Linked DNA regions of Homo sapiens: regions 2 and 3 are each linked to region 1. Evidence: chromatin contacts called from ENCODE Hi-C or POLR2A ChIA-PET data. All regions are on one chromosome and are shown on one strand. The core of a region is the stretch at or near the end of the contact, and the rest is flanking DNA. Distances in the headings are between cores, read along the strand shown. Region 1 has its middle 6.2 kb from the start of LINC02694. Region 2 has its middle 130 kb from the start of THBS1. Region 3 overlaps LOC105370777 (a long non-coding RNA gene).

Region 1 (2,512 bases), core at 10-2,509:
ACAATTACACACAACACTCTGGATGTATTTCACAAATATTACATTAAGAAAAAGATGCCAGACTCAAGAGAATACACATTGTCCAATTCCACTTATATAAAACAAAAAAAGGGCCCCAAACAAGGTCTTGCTCTGTCACCCAGGGTGGAGTACAGTGGCATAATCACAGCTCACTGCAGCCTCAAATTCCCAGGCTGAAGGATCTTCCTACCTCAGCCTTCTGAGTAGCTGGGACTATAGGAGCATGCTATCACACCCACCTAATATTTAAAAAAAAACTTTTTGTACAGATGGGATCTCCCTGTATAGCCCAGGCTGGTCTCAAACTCCTGCACTCAAGTGATCCTCCTGCCTCAGCCTCCCAAAGTGCTGGGATTACAGGCATCAGTCACTGCGCCCAGTGTAAAAAATGGCCAAAATTAATTGTGGTAGATTGATTGTACTAGCAGCTCTAACTCTTCATCTCTTAAAATCCATGCCCTTTGCCATATGACTGCAGCTCCTTTCACTGAAGATGTGGAGTGTATTTCCCCAGCAGGGTCAGGACTATGGTGAGGCAATGAAGGCAACTGCCCCAGCCTTAAAATTAAGGAGGCACCAAAATCCTCAGTAATCAAGAAAAATAATATTGAATGCAATGTTTTTGAAAAATCAAAATTAATGCAAGAAAATCCATTGTGAACAAAATTTCGATAAAGACAGGAGCTGACCCTGCACTTGCATAACTCAATTTACTAGCCTCACTCTACTAGCCTCACTCTAATCCTGGCTCTGTCAGATCCTATCTTGAATAAAGAGGATGCCTGCATATTTCTGTTTGTTCTCTTATTCTCTGCTATCACCATGGCCATGCCTGGCTAGCCTGCTGGAGGCGAGCTGTCCCCCAACCCCCAAGGTGCAAGAGAAAGTCTGTGGGGGATCAGTCACAGTGGTGGGAAAAATTATAGGGAAAGGATGCAAACCTTCTGAAAGGTTGGAAGCTCCTGCAGAGCCCCAGGAGAGAATAGCTGAAAGCAGCTGTTCTATAACCCTGAGGCAGAGGGCAAGGAGTAAGTACAAAGGAGTGTAGGGGAATTTATCTTAAACAGGCTTGTTTACTTATGTTGACCAGGAACTGACCTTTGATCATCCACACACCTGACTTTCTCTGGAAGGAGAACAATAAATGTTAATTACCTACAGGTTGTGTTGGCTCCAGGTTTTTGGCATTGTGCCTGAGCTGAATAAAAGCAAGCAGCTCCAGCTTCTCCAGGCTGCTGTCTGGCCGTTAGAGCCAGCCAGTCACCTAGCTGCTTTTATACTGCATACCTGTGTCTGAGTACTCATTTCATCCATTGGCCAAGGCCTGTGGGACAGACCTGGCAAGAGCCCAGCCAAGATGAACCAACTTGCCTACACAACCACCCCCGTGAGTGAATGATAAAATATTGAAGTTTTGTGATTGTTTGTTCTGCAGCAAGAGCCAACCGATGCACTGAACTATGTAGTTAAGGGTCAGGATAGAGGTTGCTTTTGGGAGATGAGGCATGAAGTGGGTTCTGAGGTGCTGCTGAGTTCTGTTTCTTAACCTGGGTGCTAATTACACAGTTGTATTCAGTTTGTGAAAATTGACTTGTATGTTTATGACCTGTACAACTTTCTATATTTTTATATTTGAAAACATTTTAAAGGGTAGGTGACAAGGCTCTTACTATTTTTTTCAAGGACAACTTACTGGGATAAGATGTATAAAATAAAAGTTACAAGCACCAGAGACTGAAATCAAAATCCAGAATAAATTGAACTTGAACTAATATTCAGAAAAATCTATGAAAATACCTATTTTGGACTCTATCCACAATTATTTATGTGAAACCACTTAGAATTACTTAGACCATTATTTTTAAATTCTGTTAGGCATGACACAATCACAACATAAGAATATTCTCTGAACCAGTATTTCATTCGGTTTGGGTTTTTGCTGAATTCATCTTTACATGTGGCTTTGCATGGCCTCATTTCAATAAAAATGAGACCAATGTAAATTATTATGATGGCTATTTTTCGACCATATAATACTGCTAATGTCAGTAGGCTTTTCTTTTCTTTTTTTTTAATGGAGTCTCCCTCTGTCGCCCAGGCTGGAGTGCAATGGCAAGATCTCAGCTTACTGCAACCTCTGCCTCCCAGGTTCAAGCCATTCTCCTGCCTCAGCCTCCCGAGTAGCTGGGATTACAGGCGCCACCACCACGCCTGGCTAATTTTTGTATTTTTAGTAGAGACAGGATTTCACCATGTTGGCCAGGCTGGTTTTGAACTCCTGACCTCAGGTGATCCACCCGCCTTGGCCTCCCAAAGTGCTAGAATTACAGGCGTGAGCCACTTTGCCTGGCTGGCTTGGCTTTTCTATGCACAGAGATTAGATATAACTATCATTCAGCATCAATCCAGGAGCAACTTTATCCATCCATCCAGTCTGATTCAATCATTATCTCATACCTGATGGGAAGAAGCTGGCATCTAATCAGAACTG
Region 2 (2,512 bases), core at 6-2,505, 750 kb after region 1:
ACCAATTCCACAGTCAGCTATTTCTTCTAATTCCATTGACATTTGATTCAAATTTTACATTCATCATTATCAAATTTTGTTCTTTGCTTTATTTTTATCTTTAGTGGTCAATTCCCATTTTCTAACATTCATTTTTATAAAATGTCACATGAATTTATTACTAGTGACAAGGAGACACAGATTGGTGACAGATTATGAAGGGCATCTGTCACTGATGTAGCAATTTTTCTTCTGCAGAGGCAGCAGCATAGTCTGTGCTTCATGCAATCACTCACGGTTAATATACCAGGGTAACTGAAATTTGAACCATGCTGTTAGGGACTGGTGTTATTGAAGCAAACCGTGGTAACTGAAATCCACACATATCAGAACTCTGCAAAGTGAGAGCTGCCTGTATTGTGAAATATTCTGCTGGAAGCCTTTTAATGGGCCCTGAGACCTCTTATGACTTCTTTATTGCCCTATTTTTGGGAAATTCTTAGATAGGAAAACATCGTGTCTTATCAATATTTGCTTATAACTGTAACACAGAGTAGATTATATTTGATCACTGACTGCCTTGGAACTATCCAATAAATCTTATGTTTTACCCTCTGCCAAACAAGTTAGATTTTGGAACATCAATTTATTCTATCTGCAATGAAGCAAGATCATCTTTAGCTTCTACCTGTAAGGTTGAAACTAGTGAAACACTCCTCGCCCTTCAAGACCCAACTCAAATGTCACCTTCTCAATGAGCCTTTCCTGCACCCATCAGTTAGTCACACATCTTGAAGAACAAAGATTCTTCTTGTTCACCTTTATGTCCTTTGTACCCTGCACAGTGCCTAGCCCATATGAGATGCACAAATATTTCTTGAGTAATGATAATTTATCTCAAACTTTTTTAAAAAGTGTATTTTTCTAGTCAATAATTGGATGCTTCCCAGCATGACATTGTAAGTAAAAGGCCCAAAAGGAATAGTAGCCAAGAGACACAGTTTGATGGCCTAGCATTTACATCCAAGAGTACCAGAATCTAGTTCCAAATACTGGAGGGCCATCTTGGGTGTGATGGTCAGGACAGACTGGGGAAAGCCCCACTGAGTGGGCGTATGATCTGCATATAAATTTTGCTGACTCACGCTGGCTTCGGTGTTTGCAGTCCTCTCAATCCATAATGGATAACACATGGGGGAAGAGAGTTATGAAAAAAACATAGTCATATGGTTCAGTGTATAGATCTGAGGAAAATACCTTTTAAATGAAATTGAGCCAAACGTCTGTCTCACTCTGTTTGCAAAGTACACAGTACTGTATGGACTAATCAAACTTTATAGCTCTCCTGTGCAATCTTGTACATTCCTAAAAACATGTTTCTCCCAGAGCTGTCACTTGTTGGAAATGTGTCACTGACCAAACAGTGTTTTCTATACTACACAGAATGAAATGTAAATATCATACAAAGTCCATTTGACCGAGCTCATGGGAAAGCATGAAACAATATACATTCCACATTATGTCTTTCTCTCACAAACTACACACATGCACCACACAAAAATCAGAAACAAAAGCAAGAAAGTATTTGGCTCATTGGGCAAGTTACACAACACTCATTTCATTAAATTAATTCTTTTATCTGCAAATCCCTACAAATACTTAGTAAACTTCACCTGATGAAAGGGATTATTGTCATTTTACAGAAAACAAAGCAGTAAGCGTTTGTCCAATTGCACAATGGAACTCAGAAAAACCCAGCTTTCCTGAACCCAAAAGTTCACACAGATGTAAAAGCTATACAAGAGAACCATAAGAGGCTGCAATACATCTTTATACATGTTGTCACCACACAGTCAAGCTCCACAGAGTCAGGAGGCATGTGGATGTGTGTCTACACATTCAAGCACATGCATGAAGATGTAAGAGCAGGTAGACACTCCCACATGGAGATTATGGCTTCAGCAAAGCATGAAGAAGGTAGTGTGTGCATGATGAGTGTGAGAGGCGGATATAGTCAGCAAGCCAAAGAGTGACATGATGGGAGAGTGGCAGAATTTAAATCTGGGCAAAGTCAACTAGTATTGTGAAGAGTTTCAAATGTTTCATCTCAAGAATACAGTCTATAGACAATCGGACCTACATCTCCAGATTTTGAAAGTGAAGTTATATGAAGGCGTTTCTTCTTATTTGAAGAAGCACTGTTCTGCAGCAATAGAGCAAGCATGCACTTTCGAGTTTTGTTGTTGGCAGTGGCGGTGGCCATGGTGGGAGTGGTTTTTTTTTTTGTTTTTTTCTGGCAGAGACTATAGTTCTGATCTGGCAGGCCCAGTGAGAACTTTGCAATATGTCAAATGTATGACAACAAGAATTCTTACCTAATCATGTTTTGAATATTAGAAATCAGTAGTCCTTAATGGCTTAATATATTCTTAGTAAAGCAGCCCTAAGACAGAGTTCTTGGTGGATAATACTTGTCCGTAAGTTCAGAAAAAAGGATTTGCATCTATGTATTAACCCATCAGGAAGATTGGCT
Region 3 (2,512 bases), core at 8-2,507, 600 kb after region 1:
TCTGGAACATCTGCAGGGCAGCTGTCTTACACAGACCAGGTTCTCAATAAGCTTTCATTATGTGTCACCACAGAATGGGAAACAAATATGTGTGTGTGAGTTGGGGAAGCAGAGGGTGGGGGGTGTAATTTGTAGGAAACCTAATTGATGTAACTTCCATTGAAAACAAGACAGATTATTCAAACCTATTCACAACAATATGATTATGAATACTCACCAGAGATATACTGAGTAATTACTGAATTAATGAATCAGGAAGGTTACTTTTCCCCCATGTACATTGGGAAATCAAAACTCAGTCAATTGTCTTTATGGCAGAACAAAACAACTATGATTCAAATATCCAACAAAGTTGGAAAAACCTGGCTTAACTGAGGGATGAGCTTATTGCATGCCTGCTCGGGTCACATGGGACATCTCAGCCCCTTTCCTCTCCCTCAATCTTGTCCCCTCTGTGGGCAGAAGCTCACCACTCAGCATCTCTTGTGCTTTTATCCTTAGGTTCCAGTTAGAAGCCATAGACCTCTGCTGCTTCTCCCAATTCTGTCTTCCTCTGCTGATCACACTGCAGAGTTGGTACCTCAGGCTGCCTACTCTCTGCTTTTAAAAGGCTTCAGAGAACCCTTCTTTAACTGTGGTCTCTGGAAATTTTCTATGAGATGTTGATTCTTATTCTACAAGAAGAGAATCTCATGGTCTAATGAATGTGTAAAACATCAAGTTAAACAGAGTTCTTTACTACAGAGCTTCTCGAAGCCTTTAATTTACCACTGTACATTATGGATCCAGGAGAAAAAGCAGATTTGGTCTGGCTGGGTCTTCCAGGGGTTCAGACATTTTTAAAACTCAGAAAATAGAATTGTTTTGTGTTTCTTCTTTCCAACCACTCAAAATATTTGAAAGGTTTGAGTCCGCTCCCTGTAATAACAAGGCAGTGCATTTTAGTCACCTGCAAAGCATCCTTCATCTTCTACTTAGAAGACACTGGGAAAAAATGAGAAGAAAACATTTACTCACTTTTCAGGAATCTGATATATTAATACCCAAGTTATTTTTACAAATTTGCAATTCATTGCTATGTTCATACTGGTTCTTTCTGAAATTACTATTTTTCTTTCATTCTTTTTTTAATTATACTGTTCTTATTTGCTATTATTAAAAAGAAAAAAGCCCCATTATCAGCTACCTAAAGAATGGCAGAGCACAACTAGGAAATGTCACCAACATGAAAAAGAAAGATTAAAATCTTCCTACCAAATACCTAGACTATGAGTCAATCAGGAGTTGAGCGACTTGAGTTTAGCCAGGCAGGGCTGGAAATGACTAAAATAAAGGACAACCAGGCTACTGATAGTAAATCACAGCTGGAAATGAAATTAAACTTTTAAGTTTAAGATTTTACAATTTGTTTTGGTGTGTTGGTGGGTGAGTGGTGGTGTGCGTGTATGTGAGTGGATAGGTATGTTACTGTGTAAAGGGTAAAGGTTTGGGGGTAAAGTTTTCAGTGGATAAGGAAACAAACAAGATTTAAAAATTTAGTTAAATAAATGGAGAGTGGAGAAGACATTCAGGTGGAAAAATACAAAATTAACTTTAAAAAAGAAACTGAGGGATCCAAAGGTCTGTAAGAGAAATATTCTACAACTGGAGAACATGTCTAAGACACACAAAACTTTATCACTATGCAGATTGTACACTATTTCTTATGCATCCCAATAAATGTGCCCAAAGGTAGCACTTTAAGCTGCACAGAAAATACCAAAGCCCAGACATATTTCAATGCCAGTTCCTGGGCAGGCTGGCCCTCAGGCAAAATATTCTGGAACACCTGGTTGGCTGGCAGATTTTCCTGGATGGCAGTGTTTTGGGACCAAACAGGCATTTATTTCAGCCTCTCTGATGCTTTCATATGGTAAAGGAGCAATCAAAGAATACTGGCTTTATTTTCTGAAGCACTGGTTTTGATCCACCTAAGAGGAAATGGCAGGGGCAGGGGATGGGAGGAGGGAAGGGGAGTAATGTGTTTCACAGCTTCAAATCAAACACTGTTGGAAAAAATGTCCAGAAAGCAATTCAGAGTGAAAATATTTGCTTTCTGGCTAAATAGCCAGTAGCTTTTTATTGCAAAATGGAAATAAACAGTACTGCTCATTTATACCAAAAAAGGGCAATCTACAAATAACCCAAATCCAAAAATAAAGGTATTGCCCAACAGACTAGGACATGATTCACTAAGGTCTTGACTTCAGAGTTTCACCAATGGTCATGGCACATGGATTAGAGTGGGCTGCGGTCGTGATTAGTATTAATAGTAAAAAGTCTCAAATATGCCCAAGTCCACACCCCAGAAGGATATGGGCCACAGTCTGTGTGATCCTTACCCTTCACTCTATTTATTGAACAGATGCATTCTCTCTCTCGCTCTCTCTCTCACCCTCATCCCATGCCCTGCGATGCTGAAGACCCATGTCCAGACCATATGCAGTGACCAAAATAAAAGAAAATCACACTG

Evidence for each region. A loop is a pair of places that touch in the nucleus more often than their neighbours do. ChIA-PET counts read pairs that join two places held with the same protein, here RNA polymerase II (POLR2A). Pooled maps may share reads with other maps.
Region 2: a map of PC-3 shows a loop between it and region 1 (3-fold over the local background). The contact joins two enhancer-like sites. A Hi-C loop is called at or near these places in 1 of 168 maps with a recorded cell type or tissue (PC-3). POLR2A ChIA-PET finds 5 or more read pairs at or near these places in 1 of 52 experiments (BJ).
Region 3: a map of IMR-90 shows a loop between it and region 1 (7-fold over the local background). The contact joins two enhancer-like sites. A Hi-C loop is called at or near these places in 1 of 168 maps with a recorded cell type or tissue (IMR-90) and 6 of 50 pooled maps. POLR2A ChIA-PET finds 5 or more read pairs at or near these places in 2 of 52 experiments (BJ and HepG2).

The regions. Positions count from the first base shown.
Region 1 is chr15:38,701,517-38,704,028 of GRCh38, forward strand. No RefSeq gene overlaps it. Among named protein-coding and RNA genes, the nearest start is that of LINC02694, 6.2 kb to the left of the region's middle. Within about 2 kb of position 1,260, at least 2 of the 41 ENCODE cell types and tissues checked have a DNase peak (open chromatin) inside an H3K27ac peak, as active enhancers do.
Region 2 is chr15:39,454,501-39,457,012 of GRCh38, forward strand. No RefSeq gene overlaps it. Among named protein-coding and RNA genes, the nearest start is that of THBS1, 130 kb to the right of the region's middle. Within about 2 kb of position 1,256, at least 2 of the 41 ENCODE cell types and tissues checked have a DNase peak (open chromatin) inside an H3K27ac peak, as active enhancers do.
Region 3 is chr15:39,299,679-39,302,190 of GRCh38, forward strand. All of the region lies in intron 1 of LOC105370777 (a long non-coding RNA gene), which reads right to left. Among named protein-coding and RNA genes, the nearest start is that of LINC02915, 50 kb to the left of the region's middle. Within about 2 kb of position 1,258, at least 6 of the 41 ENCODE cell types and tissues checked have a DNase peak (open chromatin) inside an H3K27ac peak, as active enhancers do.